2 separate regions of the Homo sapiens genome follow, and region 2 is linked to region 1. A link is a contact called in ENCODE Hi-C or POLR2A ChIA-PET data. All regions are on one chromosome and are shown on one strand. Each heading gives the region's core, a stretch centred on a gene start or an enhancer-like site at or near the end of the contact. The rest is flanking DNA. Distances are from core to core; before and after follow the strand shown.

Region 1 (4,841 bases), core at 1,604-4,103:
AGATGAATAGATAAAGAAAGTGTGGCCTTATACATACAACAGAATATTCAACCTTAAAAAGAAAGAAAATTCTGACAGGTGCTGTAACATGGATGAGTCTCAAGTACTTTATGCTAAGCCAATAGCAAAAAGACAGATACTGTATGATCCTACTTATATATGTACTTACAGGAGTCAAACTGATAGAGATAGAAAGTAAATGGTGGTTGCCAGGGCTTGTGAGGAGGAGAACATGTGGAGTTATTGTTTAATGGGTACAGAGTTTCAGTTTTGCAAGATGGAAGAGTTACGAAGATAAATGGTGATGATGGTTGCACAACCACGTGGATGGATTTAATACCACTGAGCTGTACCTTTAAAAATGATTAATTTGGTACATTTTATGTTCTGTGTATTTACCACAATTAAAATTTTAAAAATATATATGACCAGATATTTTTAAGTGCAAAAAACCAAGGTGGAGTATAGTTTATATCATAGTCAAACACTTTGGGGGTAAGAAAGGGGGATAAAATTTAGCATAATCTGTGTTATGACTTACTTTATTTGTATGTATACACACACTACACACACATTCATATCAAGAACCATTAGAAGAACAGAAAATGAATAAAATGAGAGAGGCGGAACTAAGACTTCTCAGGTACACATTACTTACAGTATTGACTTTTGAATCATGTAAATGAATTGCTTATTAACAATAATATTAAGACATTTTTAAAAAGTTGAGAAGAGGCAACGTTCGAGGAGAAGCTGGTGAAGCAAGAGCCTCCCTGGGCCTCTTGGGGGCCTTAGGATTTAATGGACATATGAGCAGTGGCTTCATTCCAGGTGTTTGCAGCTCCCATTTGTATCTGGCTGAGACGAATGTGAACTAAAAAGAAAAACACTCCTGGGCAAGACGGTGCAAGGGCCTAAGAATTCCCGAGCGGGAGGGGGTGGAGCAGCTACCTTGGTATAGGACTAACAGGGCCCAGCATCTTGCTGAGGATGGAAGAGTACAGAGGACTGGAGGGGTGGGAGTGTGCTTGGAGAACTGCCTGCCATATATGAAGGAAGCCATGGTCCCAAGAGGGAGTGAAGGCCACATCATCCTGGAGGAGCAGGGAACATGGGGCTCAAAGGGGAAAGAGCAAAACATAAAGGAAGAATCCTAGAGTGTCACAAATGCCACTCTTTCCAAGAGGATTCAGTGTGATAGGGATCCCCTCCCTCTATATGGAAATACAGTGTCCCCTGTAATCCCAGCACTTTGGGAGGCCGAAGCGGGCGGATCACGAGGTCAGGAGATCGAGACCATCCTGGCTAACATGGTGAAACCCTGTCTCTACTAAAAATACAAAAAATTAGCCGGGCATGGTGGCGGGCACCTGTAGTCCCAGCTACCCGGGAGGCTGAGGCAGGAGAATGGCGTGAACCCAGGAGGCGGAGCTTGCAGTGAGCCGAGATTACGCCACTGCACTCCAGTCTGGGCAACAGAGCGAGACTCCATCTCAAAAAAAAAAAAAAAAAAAAAAAAGGAAAAGGAAAAAGGAAATACAGTGTCCCAAGTAACTTCTAGACCAGCTCTCTGTATGGAATTAAGTTCACAAACTGCATACTTGCTCTAGACTCCAGCTCAGGTTGACCAGCAACCTGGCCGGCTTGAAACCAAGGACATCGTCCTTGTGCTCTGCATTTCCTTCTATTTCTTCCCCAAGGCAATGTTATTTTACCACTTGGGGCTTTGGTTGGCAAAGCAACGTGGGTCTGATGAGGAGAATATATTTTTCCAGGAAAATTGTTCTAGGTTAGCGCACATTCTTGTTGGGTACATTTCCAGAAGCAGTATTGCCAGGTCAAAAGGTATGTGCACTTAAAGCTCTGATAAACATTGTCAAATTGTCTCCTAAAAAGGCCACTTCAACTTGCACTTCTGGCAACAGCATAGGAGGCCTGCACCCACTTGTTCTCACCAATGTGATGTGTACAGCCAAACTTTTCTACATTTGCCAAACTACTAGGGGAGAAATGTGGTCTTATAACTCTTAAATTTCAGTAGCAAGAGCCATTTATACTACTTAATATAAATTGTATTTTTGTGTCAATTAGGAAAATTTTTCCCTTTGCTATTATAATGCAACTATTTCCCCCAGTTTGTCTTTTGACTTTGTGGCATTTTTGGTGGGCAGACATTTATCCATCTTTCCTTCATGGTTCCTGGATTTTGCATCTTGCTTAGAAAAGCTTTCCCTGCTGGCCAGATATGGTGGCTCAGGCCTGTAATCCCAACACTTTGGGAGGCTGAGGCAGGTGGATTGCCTGAGCTCAGGAGTTCAAACCAGCTTGGGCAACATGGCAAAACCATGTCTCTACTAAAAATACAAAAAATTAGCTGAGCATGGTGGTGCATGCCTGTAGTTCCAGCTACTTGGGAGGCTGAGGCAGGAGAATCACTTGAGCCTGGGAGGCAGAGGTTGCAGTGAGCTGACATTGTGCCACTGCACTCCAGCCTGGGTGACAGGGTAAGACCCTGTCTAAAAAAAAAAAAAAAGAAAAGCTTTCTCCACTGTAAGACTGTATTTTTAAAAATTCTCTCTTGTATTGTCAGACTCTTACAGTCTTATTTTGAGGGAAGGCAGGTTTCCACCAGTTAAAATAACGAAAGCATTTCATAAAATCGGGTATTTTACTTACATATTGGTTTTGCAAAAATATCATAGTTTTGGTCTCCGCTTCTACTGGAACGTTTTCAAGCATTTCTCACAATTGTAACCTAGAAATATGTCTACAGACACATAATTACATGAAACACATGCGGGACTGATTCTTCAGGCCCTGGGCAGCCTGTGTTCCGTTCCGGCACCCAGACGGGAATTGTATTTACAGTCTTCACAACAGTCTCCAGTAAACAGATCACACTGTGTGGGAGAACCACATTTGAAAGGGGCCTCAGCTGAACTTTCATTATTTGTCAATTTTCAGCATGAAGCCACTTCTTAATGAATTTCATGGGACAGGTCGTTAATACCATGTGCTATAAGATATCCACTAAAGAAGAATTTTCCTAAAGTGTTTTATTCAGAAACTTTAAGAAATATTTCCAGAGCGATGGTTTTATCAACTTCAAAATAGGGCCAACTTTTAACTTGTCTTGTGTGAGTTGGAGGATATTGCAGAAGCTGTCATAAATCCCATCTCTAAGAAAAACACTCCCATTGCCTTATTCTTTTGGGACAAAACACAAAATATATTTAACATGCTGCATCTTGGGGGTTAAAAATTCTAGAATTCTTGACAGAAACACAATCCTTTATAGAGATGTGTTTCCAAGGATCCCCACCAACATAGTTCAAGAAACCTTCATAAGGAGTAATTTGTTGTTCTCTTTTGTACCCTCCACTGTCCCATGTACCTACCAGAAGCTGGTGAGCAGTGAGGTGATCCTGCCAAAGGAATAAAAAACAAGGAATGGAAAGAAAACTTTAAAGAGCTGCTGTTCCTTAAAGCCAAGAACTGTAGAGTCATTCATTTTCCCCCTACACCTAGCCCAGCTCTGGACTCAAAGGAGACAGCCATGAAGATGATGAAATCACAACCCCTCTCAGATCCTCAATACCACATCTCCATGGGAGCACTGATATTTTCGATTACCAGCACCTGGAAATACAATCGTTCTCAAGGAGGATTGATTGACAGATTTAGCAAATAAAAATACAAATTGACTGGGTATGGTGGTTCACGCCTGTAATCCCAGCACTTTGGGAGGCCGAGGCAGGTGGATCATTTGAGGTCAAGGGTTTGATGCCATTCTGGCCAACATGGTATTTTAGTCTCTACTAAAAATACAAAAATTAGCTGGACGTGAGAGCATGTGCCTGTAATCCCAGCTACTCGAGAAGCTGAGGCAGGAGAATCGTTTGAATCCGGGAGGTGGAGGTTGCAGTGAGCCGAGCCGAGATCGGCCACTGCACTCCAGTCTGGGTGTAAGGGCAAGACACTGTCTCCAAAAAAAAAAAAAAAAAAAAAAAGTAGAATGCCTAATCTTAAATTTCATATAAGCAATAAATAATATTTAGCATAGGAATTCCCTATGCAGTATGTGGGACATATACTTTAAAAGTTTTTTTAGTGTTTATCTGAAATTCAAATTTACCTGGGTGTCCTGTACATTATCTGGCAAGGCAGATACTTTCAAGGCAGCCATCTTAAGAACAGATGTAATGAATAAAAAATTCTTCCTTATGATGAAATAAAACCTTGTCTTCTACCCATTGGTGGTCCTTCAAATATTCAGAAAGCTACAGAGTCATTAAAGTCAGAGAGACTTGGGTTTGGTTCTGTTACTATGTGACCTTGGGCAGTTTATTTAACCTCTCTTTTTTCTGGTCTCTAAAATGGGCTATAATACCTGCATTACAGGAAAACCATGATTATTATAAGCTCAAATGATCTTATTCAGCCCAGGTAAAATAATTGTAATCAGTCACAATTGTGAATGTTAATCGAAATCTAGAAAAGACTGTTCTCTTAAGGGTGAACCGCTGAGCCGACCATTATCCCTTTCTTGGGGGATGGGGAGAAATATGAGAGAAATAGAGAATGGCTACCCTCTGATTACCACGGAATTTAAGTTAACTGTGTACATATTCTCTATCTGGTTATTGTCAGGTTCCTAAATCTGTTGCCTAAAAAGTACAAAGAGTGTTCCTACAATACATGGAGGTTTTAATATTTTCCAAGTGTACTAACAATAATTTTGAGACTATGTTTATTTGTTATAAAAAATGAATATTAGTTGTAAAGTAATTCTTGTTAACTCACTTAAAGGTTAAATAAATTTATTCACCAAAGTTGTGATA
Region 2 (4,841 bases), core at 1,453-3,952, 62 kb after region 1:
TGAAAATTAGCATCCAGAGCTTTGACATCTAGCTACAGCTAGCTGTACTGTAGCTACTTAATAAATCAATCTGCCCTTTGCTAGCACAGGTGATGCTACTAATACATGATCAACAGGACTTATGACAGGCCTTACTTTTCTGGTAGTGATAAAGAGACTATACAAGCCATGGTGGCTTGCGTGTGACCTCCTAAATGGCTGCATGTGGTGGCATTGCCACCTCTAGCCATGGAAGAGATTACAACTCAATGATTTAACAATGACCTAGCCTCACAGACTGGAGCCCGAATTAGTTACTTGTCATTGATACCTAATAGAGTAAATTATCACTTAGGTTACAAAAGAAAAAAAAAAAAAGAAGAGGGAGGGAGAATATAATAAAGTGTTATTTGTAGTAAAATCTTTCATATATTTCCAAAGTTCAAAAAACTTCTCAGCTGGCATAAAGCCTAGCTGTGACATTTATTTTTACAAATATAGAAATGGAATGGCATAATAAAAAAGGAAAAGATGTTCTCATCTGGGCTTTAAAAATAATATTCACTTAGTGTTATGGAAATACTTAAGCTTTTTCCATATGGTAAGAAGGATGAAAGATTAAACTCCTGCCAGTCTGTTAGGAAACGGAGCAAGGTTAAGGGAGGTAGGGAGAGAAATATACCCGAGTTGGCCTCAACTGACAAGATAATTTTTAATATTAAAAAAAAACCTTATAAATGGTTAATGAACTGAATGAAAACCCTTAAGTGAAAAACAACTATTAAAAGAAATTATATACATGGAAAAGAAGAAAACACTTTTTACACACCAGATTATGACCTAATAGAAATCTATTTTTGTACATGGAGAACACTGGCTTCAAATCAAATTTCTTTACTTCTGACTTTAGTTAAACTTGGTGATATTTTTAGATAGTGTTTACTCCTTTCATCTTATTCCACTCAGAACAGAATTCACATTTAGTTCCATTTCACTGTCTGGTGCTGAGCCATTTATAAAAAACACTGTGTGAGAACATTTACTTTCACTTAAAAAAAATCAAAATATTTCTTTTCAAAGTAAATTTCACTGAATGTGTATACAGAAATGTGTTTAGATGTGTATATAAATCTACACATATCTGAAAGGTCAGAAATATCTTCTAAAAGACAAAACATGAAATGAGATACACAGGCAACTGCAGGAATAATTTGCCCACAATTGCATATGCACTGGCAGATCTTGAGGTGGTGCCAATATGTAGACATCAATTAGTACGATTCCTCCTTCCAGCTAAGACCAGCACATACACTGTAATCCCCTTACCTGCAGTCCATCCTGGTACTGAACGGCAGCCTGCATTGCCTCCTCAAGTTTGTCAATCCGGTCTTTCCAAGCTTTATTTAGAGAATCCCATGCTGAATTTAACTACAAGATGTATGTTAGAATTCTTTTAGTGCCATATTTTAAACTTTCAACTACTGTTAACAAAATATTTTAGTTAACTAAAAACTTTTTAAAAGCCATTCTGATAAGTAAGCCAGTTGTACCTCATCTATACTCTTCTTGACAATGGGTTTATCAGGCTCCCCACATGCCGCAATGAGTTCAGAACCTAGGTTAATAACTATATCCAGCTCCTCCTGTAGTCCATCTATTTCTTCCCTTATGGTCTAGAATAAGAAAATGACAGCCTTAGAATTTTAAGCAAAACCACATCAAAACTTTAAAAAGTACACAACAATATCAATGGTAGTTATTTCTAGAAGGTGGCATTCTAATCATTTTTCTGTTTTCTAAGTTTCTGCAATAAATTTTTTCAACAAGAAATATTTTAAAAGAAAAACAGCACCCTTTTAGTAACAAATGTCAAATGTTTATTATAAAGATATTTAAGAAATGATAAATAAGAAATACCTTAACAAATACCAAAACAAATTTTTAAAAATATCAACAATACTGTAAGGCTTAGAAAGACATTTTGGTTTCCAAACCAATATACATTTAACATAGACAAGTAAAATATAAATCCAAAAACAATACAAATTAATATATTTGTTAGTAGATTTAGAATAATCTAGCTTTGGATTTACATTTTATGTCATTACCCTAGGCAGGACCAGGTAGGACCTGTAAGGTACAAAGATACCACAACAGAAAGGCAGTATCCTACTTTTGCTTTCATCTTCTTGGTTAAATACATTCATTCATTCAACAAACACTGAATAACCATAAACCAAGCCCTAAACCAGGCACTGGGGATACAAAGAAAAATAGATATGGCTATTCCCCTCAAGGGGCCCACACTACAGCAGGAAAGACAGAGGCATAAGCAACAGTAAACCATACTATGTGCAGAGTCCTTTGCATGAATAAAGTATTACGGGAACACAGATGCACTAACTCTGCTAAGTATACAAGAAAAGGTTTTACATGGGGGTAATGATCCAACTGAACCCTGAGTGGACTTTGCCAGTAGAGTGGCAGGAAGGACATTCTAGAGTGAGGAAATAAGATGCGCAAAGGCACTGACGCTAGAAAGAGCAAAACAGTTTGTTTTGGGAAACGCCCTTTCTAATCAGTAGCAGGGAGGGAGTTTGGTAAAGGAGCAAGAGAAAAACATAACTTTGGAAACATAGGCATGAGCTAGGCTGGCATGCAAAAAGCTGCATGCCCTGCTCTAGGGAGTTTGGGCTTGATCCAGATGGCAGGGGATGCCTCTGACGGGGTTTAGGCAGCAACACAGTAAGAGCAGATCTAGAGAGAAGACTGGCAGCAAGGTCAGAGGCCTAGCAAGGAAAAGACAGTCTGCACTTTGGATTACTTTGGAAGCCAAAAAGAAAGAGAGAGATAATAAGGCCCTGAAATAAGGCAAAAACAGTGAGGATAAAGAGAAATTTTTTGTTGTTGTTGTTTTGTGTTTTTGTTTGTCTTCTGAGACAGGGGCTCACTCTGTCGCCCAGGTTAGAGTATAGTGGCACGATCTTGGCTGACTGTAACCTCCACCTCCCAGGTTCAAGTGATTCTCATGCTTCACCCTCGAACTAGCTGGTACTACAGGTGTGTACCACCACGCTTAACTAATTTTTGTACTTTTAGTAGAGACAGGGTTTCGTCATGTTGGCCAAGCTGGTCTCAAACTCCTGGCCTCAAGTGATCCGCCCACCTCGGCCTCCCAAAGTTCTGGGAATACAGGCATGAGCCACCACGCAGGCCTGAGAAATTGTTTTAAACATACAATCTCAAAGTGAAATTTGTGGGTATACTCTATCTCCTACTGTATCACTGCACATTCCATTTTCAGAACCAAATATAAATGTTAACAGAGTAACTCCTAACATTTACCCAAGGAATCTGGATTTCATTATGCCACAACTTATTTTTCTAACTTTAAATGAGATTTTCTGCTTACCTCTGCTGCTTCTTGCTGTTGTTTTACTACTGAAGGATCAATTCCAGGATCTTCCAGGTCCCGGATGAAATCTTGAGTATCTTTAATGGTAACTATCAATGACATGTGATCACACCAGAACTTTTCTGCTAGCTCCATCACATCCAGTAGTTTGGCTTCCCTCTCTTCCACCAGTGTGTGTATGTTCTCCCAAATGAAAACCATTTGGTCAAGCTTATCCTGAACAGCTATGAAGCAAAACAATATCCACAAGGCGACTGGTTAGCCCCACGTAACCAACAAAGCAGAATGTTATAGTTCACACAGAAAGTAGTGATCCAATTTGCTAAGTATCTAAAACTGGACCAAGTTTTGAATGACCCCAGTCCAGTGGATATCAGTGGGTCCAAGAGTCTATGCCAAATAACATAATATCTCTGGGTCTGCTATTCTTGCCAAACCAAGGTTCTTCCTGACAAAAGTGAGCTCAGAGTAGAACCAAGTTTATCAAGTTTCAAGTTCATTAAGGCTATCCTTAATCCCAAAGGGAGTGAAATAATCACCTAGGTACACTTTTATGCTCCCCAAATCAAGAGTAAAATTGTCCGTTCAGTCCCAGGAATGTAACAATGTATGGTATGTACTTTGGGCTTGCTTCTAGAGTACTCTCATTGTGAATTTCCACTACGCACATGCTCTCCCTTTTGACCCTCAGCTCGTATCTCAAAGATGGCTGGCTGTGGTAGTGGTTCCCATTTTTGTGGCTATGTGATGCAGGATCCATGCTATGTAAGGTAGCAGAGTCAGTAATGAGGAAAAAACCCCAGATATGGCCTTATTAGCAATATGCTTCAACCTACTGATTTAAAAGGCCTGAATACACATGGTCTTTGAACATATGGTCTTTATACATGGTCTATGTATAATGGCACGCTTTGTATTCAACCAAATAATTTCACAAACACAGGAAGACATTAACAAGGGATTTGCATACACAGCCCTTCAACCCTAAACACATCACATTTGTAGTATCTTTTTTAAGATGCGGCATTTTGTTATCCAATTGGACGGTGAGTAAACCGCATAAACATTTAGAATGCTTTAAAATTTGTTTCCCTATTCCAAAAGTATTACCTTTGGCAGATATGTCTTTATCAGTCCCCCCAGATCTAGCAATCATTTCCTCTCCCCTCTGTTTAAGAGTTTCATACAACGGCTGTAGCTTTTCCATGTCTACTGACACATTCTTATTTTCACTGATCTGTTCCTTGATCTTCTCAACCTCTGCAGAGATAGAGGGTGGCTGCCTCAGACGTTCCACGATGCGTTCCAGGCTCTCAAGGATCTGATCTATCTTGTCATGGAACTAGGGGCAAAACAAAGAGATCTTTTATGGAAAAAAGATCTGTAATACCAAGTGTGAAATTTAAATGAAAAAACATTTTTTACAATTTAATGTCAGAATTAAGAA

The links. A loop is a pair of places that touch in the nucleus more often than their neighbours do. ChIA-PET counts read pairs that join two places held with the same protein, here RNA polymerase II (POLR2A). Pooled maps may share reads with other maps.
Region 2: a pooled map shows a loop between it and region 1 (1.9-fold over the local background). The contact joins two enhancer-like sites. A Hi-C loop is called at or near these places in 1 of 168 maps with a recorded cell type or tissue (heart left ventricle) and 1 of 50 pooled maps. POLR2A ChIA-PET finds 5 or more read pairs at or near these places in 2 of 52 experiments (OCI-LY7 and T-cell).

What each region holds. Positions count from the first base shown.
Region 1 is chr6:56,443,172-56,448,012 of GRCh38, forward strand. No RefSeq gene overlaps it. Among named protein-coding and RNA genes, the nearest start is that of COL21A1, 200 kb to the left of the region's middle. Within about 2 kb of position 2,854, at least 3 of the 41 ENCODE cell types and tissues checked have a DNase peak (open chromatin) inside an H3K27ac peak, as active enhancers do.
Region 2 is chr6:56,505,138-56,509,978 of GRCh38, forward strand. DST (dystonin) reads right to left here. Exons shown (of 104, transcript NM_001374736.1): 74 at 4,505-4,736; 75 at 3,392-3,618; 76 at 1,530-1,652; 77 at 1,306-1,407. Among named protein-coding and RNA genes, the nearest start is that of COL21A1, 260 kb to the left of the region's middle. Within about 2 kb of position 2,703, at least 6 of the 41 ENCODE cell types and tissues checked have a DNase peak (open chromatin) inside an H3K27ac peak, as active enhancers do.